Regions from separate parts of the Homo sapiens genome. Here region 2 is linked to region 1. Evidence: read pairs that join two places in POLR2A ChIA-PET (ENCODE). Cell type or tissue: CD4-positive, alpha-beta T cell. All regions are shown on one strand. Links, peaks and the distances in the headings refer to the core of each region. The heading gives the core; the rest is flanking DNA. Region 1 overlaps INPP4B (inositol polyphosphate-4-phosphatase type II B). Region 2 overlaps INPP4B (inositol polyphosphate-4-phosphatase type II B).

What was found. Peaks named below come from ENCODE experiments on the same cell type or tissue, not always from the same donor. Only the 100,000 strongest peaks of a DNase experiment are listed, where the experiment ranks them.
Region 2: POLR2A ChIA-PET joins it to region 1 with 5 read pairs; 2 of 35 experiments call an interaction of 5 or more read pairs at or near these places.

Annotation. Positions count from the first base shown.
Region 1 is chr4:142,634,234-142,646,565 of GRCh38, reverse strand. All of the region lies in intron 2 of INPP4B (inositol polyphosphate-4-phosphatase type II B), which reads left to right. The region is part of intron 2 of LOC101927613 (a long non-coding RNA gene); the gene reads right to left. Among named protein-coding and RNA genes, the nearest start is that of INPP4B, 210 kb to the left of the region's middle. In CD4-positive, alpha-beta T cell, for the core only: no CTCF peak of the experiment used is centred there; no DNase peak of the experiment used is centred there.
Region 2 is chr4:142,401,948-142,404,447 of GRCh38, reverse strand. INPP4B (inositol polyphosphate-4-phosphatase type II B) reads left to right here. Exons shown (of 26, transcript NM_001101669.3): 7 at 1,394-1,510. Among named protein-coding and RNA genes, the nearest start is that of INPP4B, 440 kb to the left of the region's middle. In CD4-positive, alpha-beta T cell, for the core only: no CTCF peak of the experiment used is centred there; no DNase peak of the experiment used is centred there; H3K4me3 peaks cover 2,500 bases; H3K27ac peaks cover 2,379 bases.

The sequences.
Region 1 (12,332 bases), core at 4,179-6,678:
TGAAAGTGTCAACATTCTGTCCTCATAATCAACTGCCAGTGTGGCTAGGACTAAAACATTTTTTCACAGAGTTTTGAAAGTATCACTTCATGGCATTGGAAGGTGTTTCTTCTAACATTCCAATATTGCTATAAAGAAATCTGATACTATGCTGATTTTGGATCTTTTGCCTGTAATCTTTTTTTCTTGTTTTTCTTCTTCTTTTTTAAAAATAGGATCTTCTTTGTAGCTGATAGTCTAAAAATATTATAATGACTTACTTTGATGTAGATTTCTGTTCATTCTCTGTGTTAGGCTGTTAGTTGTGTTAGTTTCTTGTGTTGATGTTTAAAATTTTTTTAAAAATCAACTTCATTGAGATATAATTTACATACAATAAAATGCACCAACATTAAAAATACCATCCAGTGGTTTTGATAAATGTATATACTCATATAACTATGACTACAAACAAAATATAGCAAGGGTCCATCATCCAAAAAGGTGCTCTTGTTCTCCTTTGCAGTCATCCTTCAGTTTACCCTGGCCACAGGATACTACTGATCAGGTTTCTGTTACTATAGAATCACTAACTGCATATTTGGGTCTCTTTCTGATTGTATAACACAGGTCTCTGTATTTTCATTAAAGTCCCAGCCTATGAAAATGTGTTAGTTTCTCTCTTCCTAAAAAGGATCTTTCATTTTTCTTATTTCTTCCTCCTTGTCGCTGCTTAACTTCTCAAGATGAGTCAATGCTTACAGTATTAATTAGGCCAGGTTCCATTTTGGGGGGAAAAAAGAAACCAAAATGGCAGTGGCTTATAGATAGAGTTTATTTCTGCCTTATGTAACAGTGTGAACAAGAATTCAACAGCTGATATAACCGTTCCAATGGCAGGAACTCAGACTCCTTTTATCTCATTGTTTTGCCAGCCTTAACATCCGGCTTCTGCCTCGTGGGCTAAAAATATCTCTGCAGCTCAACTCCTCATGGCTGTTTTTCTAAAAGTGGGAAGGGGAGAAGAGGATGTGGATAGCACAGAAGTTGCAAACATCACATTCTATTGGCCAAAATTTAGACACATGGCCACACATAACTGCAAGGAAGAGTGAGAAATATAGACTTATTAGGAAAGGCACATATCCAGCTAAATTTAGGGGTTTTATACTAAAAGAAAAAGGAAGAATGGATATTTGGAAACAAATTAATGCCTCCACTGCCTTGATTTCTGCTCAATTTTTTTCTGACTTCTGCCTCTACTGTTGTACTGACATTATCCATCCTAAGAGAACCTCTACATCCTAATGGTCAAATCATATGACTGCTTTTCAGTTGATAGAGCATTTCTTTTATTAAAATTTTGTCCAATTCTATTGATTATAAATTTTCTGAAACTCATTATCATCATTTACAAATGTCCTTACTTTTTGTATTGTTTAAATTGTGAGACAGAATTTAAAATTAACAAATGAGTCTTATTATTTAATACCTCTGTATATTTTTGTTTGTTGATGACTAGTAGCATACACTGTCAACAAAGCTTTAGATACATCTTGATTTTTAGTAATTATAGAATCAGATCTTAACATGTACTTTTTCTTTCTCCATAGAATAAATTAATACATAAAGCTAAGATGTTTGAGATGTTTCTCTTTGCTTTTTTTTTTTTTTTTTTTTTGAGATGGAGTCTTGCTCTGTCACTCAGGCTGGAGTGCAGTGGCCTGATCTTGGCTCACTGCAAGCTCTTCCACCACCCAGGTTCAAGTGATTCTCCCTGCCTCTGGGATTACAGGGACCTGCCACTACACTGTGCCAATTTTTTTTTTTTTTTTTTTTTTTTTTTAAGTAGAGATGGGGTTTTGCCATGTTGGCCAGACTGGTCTTGAATTTCTGACCTTAGGTGATCCGCCCAGCCCACCTCAGCCTCTCAAAGTGCTGGGATTACAGGCATGAGCTGCTGCACCTGTCCTCTTTGCTCTTTAAATTCAGTCACAGAATGAATAAAAATTTTTCCTGGAACTGAATGTTCTGTCACTGAAGTTAACTAAAGCTAGTTGACAATAATACCATTTTAATCACCAAAGTTTGGCAAAATAAAAAAATCCTGTCTTAAAGTTTTAGTAATCTAAGCAGAAGCCATTATCCCCTGATATAATTTCATATCTCTTTTTGGCTCATAATTTGAAAGATCTTGAGATAATCAGACTACAGTGATCCTGACAGGATAAGTGGAAACAGGTCTTCTTTCCTCCTTCTCGCCCTCCTCCTCCTCCTCCTTCTCCTCCTCTTCCTTCTCCTCCTCCCCCACTCCTCCTCCTCCTGACCCCCTTCCTTCTCTTTCTCCTCCTTCTCCTTCTTATTTTATTTTATTTTATTTTTTTTTTGAGACAGTCTCACTCTGTCACCTATGCTGCTGGAGTGCAGTGGTGTAGTCACAGCTCACTATAGCCTCCAACCCTTGGGCTTAAGTAATATTCCTGCTTGTCTCCCAAGTAGCTAGGACTATAGGCACCTGCCACCACACCTGGCTAATTTTTTTAGTTTTTGTAGAAATGGGATCACGCAATGTTGCCCAGGCTAGTCTGGAACTCCTGGCCTCAAATGATCCTCCTGCCTCAGCCTCCCAAAGCACTGGGATTACAGGCATGAGCCACTGCACCCAGCTCCAGATATTCTTATGCGGGGAGTTGATGTAGCTTTCCACTATTGTTTCAGTTTTCTTGATCATGCTCTGTTCTGGTGTGATTCCGAATGGAAAAATGCCATTCAGCACCATACTTACTATTTAATAATTTGTTTCTTTAAGCTTTTAAAATTGTATGAAATCCTCACTTAAACCTCTGCCCAATTAGCTATTAAGTATTTTCATGGTAAGCTTTGAAGAAGGTACAGGCAAATATGGCTGAGCTGGTTATATTCCAAACAATGAAGTGAGATGAACACTGAACAAGGAGCTGTTACAGAGTTATCTTTTTCAAAAAAAGTTGAAATATAGCAAAATATAGAAAAATTCATAAAACAAAAAGCTTTCTCCTCAATGATTTATCAAAGTGAACACCCCTGCAACCATCATCAGGTCAAGATTGCCAGCGCATTAGAGGCTTGCTTTCACCTCCACTGAATTGCTCCCCTCCTTAAATGTAATCATTACCATTACTTTGTTTTATTCACATCTTTTGTTTTTCTTTATAGTTTTACTGGATAAGTATGTATCCCTAAATCACTTTATACAGCACTTTCTGTTTTTATCTTCCCTGTATATAAATATTATAAAGCATACACTATTCTTGTCTATCTTGTTTTTTTCCACAGTTTTTACAATATTCATCATGTTGTTGTGAGAAGTAGTTTTTAAAATTTTTGGCCCTGTTTGCAGATGGCATGATTGTATATTTAGAAAACCCCATCATCTCAGCCCAAAATCTCCTTAAGCTGATAAGTAACTTCAGCAAAGTCTCAGGATACAAAATCAACGTGCAAAAATCACAAGCATTCTTATACACCAATAACAGACAAAGAGAGAGTCAAATCATGAGTGAACTCCCATTCACAATTGCTTCAAAGTGAATAAAATACCTAGGAATCCAACTTACAAGGGATGTGAAGGACCTCTTCAAGGAGAACTACAAACCACTGCTCCATGAAATAAAAGAGGACACAAACAAATGGAAGAACATTCCATGCTCATGGATAGAAAGAATCAATATTGTGAAAATGGCCATACTGCCCAAGGTAATTTATAGATTCAATGCCATCCCCATCAAGCTACCCATAACTTTCTTCACAGAATTGGAAAAAACTACTTTAAAGTTCATATAGAACCAAAAAAGAGCCCGCATCACCAAGTCAATCCTAAGCCAAAAGAACAAAGCTGGAGGCATCACGCTACCTGACTTCAAACTATACTACAAGGCTACAGTAACCAAAACAGCATGGTACTGGTACCAAAACAGAGATATAGACCAATGGAACAGAACAAAGTCCTCAGAAATAATACCACACATCTACAACTATCTGATCTTTGACAAACCTGACAAAAACAAGCAATGGGGAAAGGATTCCCTATTTAATAAATGGTGCTGGGAAAACTGGCTAGCCATATGTAGAAAGCTGAAACTGGATCCCTTCCTTATACCTTATACAAAAATTAATTCAAGATGGATTAAAGGCTTAAATGTTGGACCTAAAACCATAAAAACCCTAGAAGAAAACCTAGGCAATACCATTCAGGACATAGGCATGTGCAAAGACTTCATGTCTAAAACACCAAAAGCAATGGCAACAAAAGCCAAAATTGACAAATGGGATCTAATTAAACTCAAGAGCTTCTGCACAGCAAAAGAAACTACCATTAGAGTGAACAGGCAACCTACAGAATGGGAGAAAATTTTTGCAATCTACTCATCTGACAAAGGGGTAATATCCAGAATCTACAAAGAACTCAAACAAATTTACAAGAAAAAAACAAACAACCCCATCAACAAGTGGGCGAAGGATATGAACAGACACTTCTCAAAAGAAGACATCAATGCAGCCAACAGACACAGAAAAAAATGCTCATCATCACTGGTCATCAGAGAAATGCAAATCAAACCACAGTGAGATATCATCTCACACCAGTTAGAATGGCAATCATTAAAAAGTCAGGAAACAAGAGGTGCTGGAGAGGATGTGGAGAAATAGGAACACTTTTACACTGTTGGTGGGACTGTGAACTAGTTCAACCATTGTGGAAGTCAGTGTGGTGATTCCTCAGGGATCTAGAACTAGAAATACCATTTGACACAGCCAAATCATTACTGGGTATATACCCAAAGGACTATAAATCATGCTGCTATAAAGACACATGCACACGTATGTTTATTGCAGCACTACTCACAATAGCAAAGACTTGGAACCAACCCAAATTGTCCAATGATAGACTGGATTAAGAAAATGTGGCACATACACACCATGGTATACTATGCAGCCATAAAAAAGGATGAGTTCATGTCCTTTGTAGGGACATGAATGAAGATGGAAACCATCATTCTCAGCAAACTGTCGCAAGGATAAAAAACCAAACACCGCATGTTCTCACTGATAGCTGGGAACTGAAAAATGAGAACACTTGGACACAGGAAAGGAAACATCACACAACGGGGCCTGTTGTGGGGTGGGGGGAGGGGGTAGGGATAGCATTAGGTGGTATACCTAATGTAAATGACGAGTTAATGGGTGCAGCACACCTACATGGCACATGTATATATGTGTAACAAACCTGCACATTGTGCACATGTACCCTAGAACTTAAAGTATAATAAATATATATAAAATGAAAAAAATAAAAGTTTTGGTGCTGTATAGCATTTTCTTGTATGAATAGACCACATTTTAGCAATCTAGTAGTTTGTTGATGAATATTTGCTGTTTCAGTTGTTTCCAGTTGTGACAATTACAGACAGTGCTGCTGTAACATTCTTGTGCATGTCTCTTGGGGCTCGTGTATGTGCATTTATGATAGTATTATACCTAGGAGTGCAATTATTACATCTTAGGTTATGTTTACCTGCAACGTTAGCAGATATTGCCAAACAGTTTTCCAAAATGATACTGATTTATATTCCTATCAGCAGCAGTAAGTCAGAGTTCTTACTACTTCACATCTTCATCCAAATTTGTGATTCAAAGCCTTTTTAAATTTTAGCCAATCTGCTGAGTGTCTAGCAGTATCTCATTATAGTTTTAATTAGCATTTCCATGATTATTAATGAGCTTGAGTACTTTTTCATATGATTATTGACAATTTGGCTATCTTTTTTTTTTGAAAATGCTTTTCAAAGTCCCTTGACCTTTTTTCTATTATGTTGTCTATTTTAATTGTTAGGAATTATTGGTTGTATGTGTTGCGAATGTCTTATCTAGCTTTCTGACTTGCCTCTTTACTGTCTTAATGTGAACCTTGATAAATAAAAATTTTTAATTTATCTCTAATTTCTTTATGTTTGGTGCTTTTTAAATTCTTGTAAGGAATTTTTCCCTTTGCTAAATTGTTGATGTTATATCCCTGTATATTATATTTTAGGACCTTTGCTATTTTAAATTTTATATTTAGATATTTTTTATATCAGTATCCAACTGTCCTAGTACAAATAGTGAAAATAATCATTACCCTACAGCTCTACAGTGTCAACTTCCTCATAATTCAACTATCCATATATTAATTATTCCATTTATTCCACTTACCTATTCATTTGTGCCTTGTACCAGTACCACATAATTTTAATTACTGTAGGTTTTTAATAAGTCTTAATTTCCAATAGAGCAAGTCATCTTACCTTGTCCCTTTTTTTCAAGAGCATTTTGGTTATTTCTTTGCATTTTCATTTATGTTTCTAAATTAGTTTGTTAGGTACCATTGGAATATCTGTTAGTGCTCTTATTAAGATTGCATTGAATTGTAGAAAATATGACATTCGGTCTAGTTTGCCTAGTACAGTCACAGTTTACACCTGTTGCCCTCGTATCCTTTCTAGGTTAGTATTCCTATGAGGTTTTTCACCTTTTCACTATTCATATTATTACTGAATTATGATAAGCTAGAAAGGGTATACCTCACTTTGTAATTCTAGCTTCTGCATGGTCACATCTAGAAGTAGTAGTACCATTTGTTGAAAAGATTATCTTTTCAACTAAAGTAGATGAGATACATGGGTAGTGAACAGAATTTTCACTTTTACTTATGGTTTAATTGGAAAACTGACCAGCAATGATCCGCCTCTTTTTATCAATCTTTTTCTGTCACAATGCTAATAATACCTCTCATTCAAAGGCAACAAGCAGAATGCTTGTTGATGAACTGAACTCAAACACGAAGAGCTAGGAGTAGCTAACTCATTTTGATTTAGGGTCGTGGCAGAAAATTATTTGATTTTGCTGTCTCTGCAAAGCCGCCTGCCTGTGCCTTTGGTTTATCTAACAAATTCTGCCTTATGAAAATATTTGTCAAAAAAAAAGTGCTCTTCAAAGTGGCAGAGTCAATATTTATAAAAATATTTGGATATAGGTATTTTAATAAACAACTCTATGCCAAAAAATGTGATAACCTAGATGAAAAGGACCAATTACTACAAAGACACAATCTGCCAAAACTCACACAAGAAGAAATAGACAATCTGAATAAACCTATTTAATCAATAATTAACAACCCATTAAAACAGAAAGTTTTAGTACCAGATGTATTCTGCCAAACATTCAAGAAAAAAATTATATCAATTCTCTACAATCACATTCAGATGGTAGAAGCAGAGTACTTTCTAACTCATTCTATTAGGTCAGAATTACCTGAATATTAAAGCCAAAGATATTACAAAAAAAGCAACTTACAGACCAATACCTCTTATGAACACAGATGCAACAAAATACTAAGAAATCAAATCCAGTAATGTATAAAAATAATTATATACCACAACCAAGTGGCATGATCCCACGTATACAAGGCTAGGTCAGCATTCAAAAAACAGTCAATGTAATTCAACACTTCAGCAAGGTAGGAGAAAAACCATATGATCATGTCATTAGATGCCAAAACAAAAAAATTTGACTAAACTCCAACACCCATTCATGATAACAACTTTCAATAAACCAAAAATATTAGGAAACATCATCACTTGATTAAGACTATCCACAAAAAAGCCTATAGGCAGCATCATACTTAATGGTGAAAACGAGAAGCTTTTCCATTAAGAATAGACAACTAGGCCGGGCATGGTGGCTCATGCCTGTAATCCCAGCACTTTGGGAGGCCAAGGTGGGTGGATCACGAGGTCAGGAGATCGAGACCATCCTGGCTAACATGGTGAAACCCCGTCTCCACTGAAAAATACAAAAAATTAGCCGGACATGGTGGCGGGCACCTGTAGTCCCAGCTACTCTTGGGAGGCTGAGGTGGGAGAATGGCGTGAACCTGGGAGGTGGAACTTGCAGTGAGCCAAGATCATGCCACTGCACTCCAGCCTGGGTGACAGAGTGAGACTCCATCTCAAAAAAAAAAAAAAAGAGAATAGACAACTAAAATCAATGGAACAGTATAAAGAGCCCAGAAATAGACTAACATAGTCAACTGATCTTTGACAAGGAACAAAGGCAATACAATGGATCAAAGATGATCTTTTCAACAAATAGTACTACAATAACACAGGCAAAAAATTATTTTAGACACAGATTTTATACCGTTCATGAAAATTTACTCAAAATGAACCATAGACTTAAATGTAAAATGCCAAACTATAAAATGCCTAGAAGTGAGCATGGGAGAAAACCTAGAACTTAGGTATGGTGATGATTGTTTAGATGCAACACCAAAGGCACAATCCATGAAAGAAATAATTGGTAAGCTGGACTTTACTAAACTGAAATTTCTGCTCTGAAAGACAATGTCAAGAGAATGAGAAGACAAGCCACGGACTGGGAGAAAATATTTGCAAAAGACAAATCTGATGAAAGATTGTTATCTAAAATGTATAAAGAATTTTCAAAACTCAACAATAAAAAGACTAACAGCTTAATTTTTTTAAATGGGCAAAAGACCTAAAAATATACTTCAAGAAAGAAGATATATAGATGGCATGTAAGCATATAAAAAGATGGTCAACATCATGTCATTAGAGAACTGCAAAATTAAACAACACTGAGATACCACTACACACCTTTTTGAATGGCCCAAATCCAAAATGCTGACAACGCCAAATGTCGGTGAGCATATGGAGCAACAGGAACTCATTTGTTGCTGTTAGGAATGCAAAGTTATGCAGCCACTTTGGAAAACAGCTTGGCAGTTGGCTACAAAACTAAAGATACTCTTACCATAAGATCCAGCTATCATGCTCCTTGGTATTTACCCAAATGAATTGAAAACTTATGTTCACACAAAAACTTGCACATGAATGTTTACAGCAGCTTTATTTATAATTGCCAAAATTTGGAAGTAACCAAGCTGTCCTTCAGTAAGTGAGTAGGTAAATAAACTGTGGCATATTCAGACAATGGAATACTATGCCATGCTAGAAAGAAATGAAGTATCAAGCCATGACAATACATGGAAGAAATTCAAATGCATATTATTAAATGAAATAATCAAATCTAAAAGGGCTACAAACGTTATGGTTTTAAATATCGGGCATTCTGGAAAAGGCAAAACTATGGAGATAATAAAAAATGAGTGATTGACAGGATTTGCAGGGTCAGGAGGGATGAATAGGCATGACATAGACAATTTTTTTGCGGGGGGCAATGAAACCATTCTGTACTGTACTACAATGGTGTATATCCTCATTATACATATGTCAAAACCCATAGAATATACAACAAGAGTGAATCCTAAGGTAAACTATGGACTGGGTGATAATGATGTGTCAATGCAGGTTCATCCATTCTAACAAATGTACCATTGTGGTGCAGGATGTTGATAATGGATGAAGTTTTGTGTTTAGAAAGGGATGGTTCATGGGAACTCTATGTACTTTCTGCTCATTTTTTGCTAAAACCTAAAACTGCTTTAAAAAATAAAGTTTATTGATAAATAAAAAATAAATAAGAGTATGACCCATTTAGCAGAATTTAAGTGATGTACTTTAGCCATGTTTTTAGAGTATTTTAACAATTAAAATATCATCTATAGGAAGAATCATTGAAAAAGTTGTTGTCAATTGTAGCCATAAAATAAAATCCTATAATTACAAGTAATTTTATAAAAATTTAAAGATAATACCATATTCAATAAAAATAATATTTTCAGGAAATACCAGTGACATGATATTAGTAGGAGAAAGGGAGCTAATAAATGGACTAAAGTATGTGAATATATAGCAAAAGTAATTCTGCTTGTATGATTTTAAGGTTTAGATAATCCATATAGAATATTTTTTTCTTACATGTATACCATTTTAGGTTATTTACATTTTTTAGGAAGAGTATGATTTTAGGAGAAAATTGACCAGGAATATTTTATAAGTCCACTAATAAACTAAAACTAATACCTCTTGGTCAATAAATCACTATTTATTTAGTGCCTTCTTTCACTGGACTAACAATAATTTGGCTACCCTATCTATGAATTGGGAAAAATTTGCAACTCAATGATATTGAGACTTTTAATTCATGAAAATAATAGTTCCTTCTATTTACTTAGGTTTTCCTTAGTTTTTCAAAATTTTTTATTTCTTCATATAGGTTTTACACATTATTTATTTTGTTTATTTCTAGGTATTTGACTTTTGTTGCATTTTAATGTAAATATTACCTTCTGTATTAGTCCATTCTCATGTTGCTATAAAGAAATACCCGAGACTTGGTAATTTATAAAGAAAAGAGGTTTAATTGACTCACAGTTCTGCATTGCTGGGGAGACCTCAGGAAACTTTCAATCATGGCAGAAGTCACCTCTTCACAGGGCAGCAGGAGGCAGAATGGGTGCTGAGTGAAAGGAGAAGCCCCTTATAAAACCATCAGATCTTGTGCGAAATCACTCACTACCACTAGAACTGCATGGGGGAAACTGCCCCCATGATGCAGTGATCTCAACAGGATCCTGCCCTTGACATGTGGGGATTATTATAATTCAAGGTGAAATTTGGGTGGGGACACATATCACCGAAAATTATTTTTATTTCTGGCATATAGAAATGCAGTTATTTTTGTAGATTTTGTAGAAATCTTTCAAAACTTATTAATTTTTTTAGACTTTTATTTTAGGTTCAGGGGTACATGTGAAGGTTTGTTTTGTAGGTAAAGTCATGTCATGGGGGTTTGTTGTATAGATTATTTCATCACCAAGGTATTAAGCCTAATAACCATTAGTTATTTTTTCTACTGCTCTCCTTTTTACTACCCTCCACCCTCAAGTAGACCCAAGTATCTATTATTCCCTTGTTTGTGTTTATGTGTTCTCCTCATTTAGCTCCTATTGACAAGTGAGAACATGCAGTATTTGGTTTTCTGTTCCTGTGCTATTTTGCTAAAAATAATAGCCTCTAGCTCCATCCATGTTCCCACAAAAGACACGATCTTGTTCTTTTTATGGCTGCATGGTATTCCATGGTGTATATGTACCACATTTTATTTATCCAGTCTGTCATTGATGGGCATTTAGGTTGATTCCATGTCTTTGCTATTGTGAATAGTGCTGCAATGAACATTAATGTGCATGTGTCTTTATGGTAGAATGATTTCTATTCTTCAGGTATATACCCAGTAATGGGATTGCTGGGTCAAATGGTAGTTCTATTTTTAGCTGTTTGAGGAATTGCTATACTGCCTTCCACAATAATTGAGCTAATTTAAACTCACACTAACAGTGTATAAGTGTTCCCTTTTCTCTGCAACCTCTCCAGCATCTGTTATTTTTTTAACTTTTTAATAATAGCCATTCTGACTAGTGTGAGATGGTATCTCATAGTGGTTTTGATTTGCATTTCTCTAATGATCAGTAATATTGAGCTTTTTTCCATATGTTTGTTGGCCACATGTATGTCTTCTTTTGACAACTGTCTGTTCATGTCCTTTGCCCACTTTTGAATGGGGTTGTTTTTCTCTTGTAATTTTTTTTAAGTTCGTTATAGATGCTGGATATTAGACCTTCGTCAGATGCATAACATAACTAACTTATTAATTTTCATGCATCATAGAATCTTTTGAATGTTGTTAAGTACACAACCATATTCCTGGCAAATAATAATATTTTCATTTTTTTCCAGTTCTTATACCTTTTATTGTTTTTCTTATGTTATTACACTGACCAGAACCTCCACTATAATATTGATAGAAATGGTAATAGTGGTTGTATTTTTAAAAATTTCCAGTCTCAAAAAGAAATCTTTCAATATTTCACTATTGAAAGTGGTATTTTACATAATTTTTTCACAGATCTTTTTTAGCAGATTAATGAGAGCTTCTAAGAAATTTTAATCAGGAATAAATGGTAAATTTGGTTAAATGTTTTAATATATATGGAGATAGTTATATGATTTATCTTATATATGCTGTTAATATGCTGAATTGCAATGTTAATTTTTACATGTTAAGCTCACCTTGCATTCCTTGGTTGAACTTGGTTGTGTTGTATTATAATTTCTATATGTTGTTGGACTTGATTTTTCTTACATAAGGTTTACTTAGTATTTTTTGCATCTATGATCCTGAATGAAATTAGACTGTCATTTCTATTTCTCAAAATGTTCTTGTTTGGTTTTGGTTTTAAAAAAGTGAAGAATTTGAAAAATGAATTAGCAAGCATTTTCTCTTTTTCCTGTGCTCTGAAACAATTTGTGAAAGAGGTGTATTTTGTCTTCAGTGTTTTATAGAATTATCAGCCA
Region 2 (2,500 bases), core at 1-2,500, 240 kb after region 1:
GATACTTATTTAAACATCTGGGGCTGGAGAAAGTATAATCTACACTTCTTAAGATTTGCTTGTTTTTCTTAGACTTGTGAGCTGCATATGTTTTGAATGAGGAGTTTCTCTGTAAGAACCTAACTAGCCTGCCCCAGACCTGGCTAGCTCAGGGCTGACCGCCTGCTTTGATGCGGTGGTGGAATAAATGATTCAGACTGAACGGGAGTCATTTCTATAATGGGAATGACCCAGATACTGCATGTAGCCCTGAATATGCCCTTTGGAAACTTTAGGTTCCAGTGTTGGTATAATATATAGTTAATGCTATAGTTGAATTAACAAAAATAATCTTATTCATATGAAAACATCTTAACCAAAATTGTAAGTTATTCATTTTATATAAAAAAGTTAAAAATTCTGTTATTTTAAAAATGTTGCCAAAATTTACTTATTCACTCATTTAATTTTGATTTTTTCTTAATTTTCATTTTATTGTGATAAAATACACATATTATAAAATTTACCATCTTAACTATAAGAAATGTCTTATTTTGGCACATTTTAAAATATTGTACTTGAACATGTTTTGCTATTTTTAGTTGTTTTATTCACTGCCCGTTCCAAAGTGTCTGATGCAGTGCCAAGCAAAATGTATTTGTTGAATGAAAGAATAAATGAATGAATTACTTGGGCTTCCAGAAATTTCCATAGACAATTAGTTTATAGAACTCTAGCAAACATCTCCATGATATTCGGCAATATATATGTATAAAATTTAATGCTGGATGTCAGCTCTAAAAATGAATTCTGAGGCATTGAAATATCCTGTGCACTGCATCCTGAGCTAGTAATTTTATAGCCTCAAATCCATCATATTTAGAGTTTCTTTCATTAGTTTTCAAGTGATTCTGAGGAAAAAAAAAATCATAGCTGAACATCTAAAAACAAATGGACACTATCAGAGCATGATTTTCAATTGAATCATTACAGAAAGGAAATAAATGGAAGCATAAGATTACCACATGGTTCTTTCGGAGAAAATAGCTTCATTTTAATTTGATGAGTCAATATCTTAGATTATTTGCATAAATTACAAGTTATATTTATTAAGTGTATTTTAAATTAACTAACCCTAAAGAAGGGTTCTGTAGATAATAAAAATAAACTTTTTCAAGGCAGCTCTGACAATGATGCAGGTTCATTTACTATCAGCAGTTGTATCACTTCCTTAAGGCCCTGGGCCATGTTGTTGCCCAAGAGCAGGATTTGACAATTCAGATCTCTTCTAATAGAACTATTTCCTTGAAAAACAGACTCAGGCACACTTTCTGCATTCTCATGTGTCACTTGCGTGCTGCCAACTACAGTTGCTGCCTTATTGAATCAAAGTTGTCTGCTTGTGCTGTTACAGGGAACAAGGGACCCACTGTTTTTGACTGGTGTCACATTCCCATCTGAGTATCCCATCTATGAGGAGACCAAAATAAAACTAACAGTCTATGATGTCAAGGATAAGTCTCATGACACCGTAAGTACTGGTACTTCTTTCTTTCTTTGGGAAAAAGTTATGCTTTTCCACACGATTGGATTTTTTGTGTAACTGACATTTTTCAAAGAGGATATTTGCACCGTGTTCATGATTGTCTTATGTTTATCGTTTGTTGTTTTTTTCCCAAATATGTTTGTCTCGTTGCCAAATTGGCAATTGGTTAGGAGCAAAAGTTTTTGGAACAGATTTTTCTTTTTCAGGAGAGCTGACTTGATCTTTTGGTTTACATTTTGTTGTTGTTGTTTTCAGCAGAGTGGTAATATTGTGGGTAGAAAGCAAATGGAAATTAGGCAATATTTAAAACTTTCTTGATAGTGTAATTATTCTAAAATAGGGGATTGACAAAGTGCTCTACTTTTACAATGTATTGCATACCGTATAGAGAGAAACTGACTACATTTTTCTTGATGTTGTTACTGGCACCAAAGCAAACAGAAGGTAATTGGAAACAGTAGGAAGAAACGTTAACTGCTCTCTTTTCAAGAAGGCCAGGCAAAATCCCAGTGGTCTTTTGTCCTAAATTCTTCAATCTTCCTAACTGGTCTGCATATTCCTCCAATTGCATCATCCTTCCTGGTTAGGCACTATAGAGGACACTCTTAAAATTCTTGGACAGGAGAAAATGCTATTGGGGAGGTAATGAAAAGGGGAAGGCAGTTCTCTCCTTTAAATTTCTTCCATTAGCATGAATTTGTATGTGTCTTCAAGGCAGGGAGCTATGAGAGACTTGAAGGTCAATATTGTAGCATGAGGCAGTAAACTCTTTAATGGCAGGTGGACCAGTGGGTTCCAGGAGAGTTCTGGTTGAAGCTAAGGGATGCTGCTGGACCTGGGGAATCCCACAGTGCCTTGTATAGGGAAAATGTCACTTTGAACTCTGCCCTCACTTCGGCATTTCTGTTTTGCTCATGACTTTCTCTTCTTTCCATTCTTTACCACAAAACTTAGTCTAATAGTGGGAACATTTAA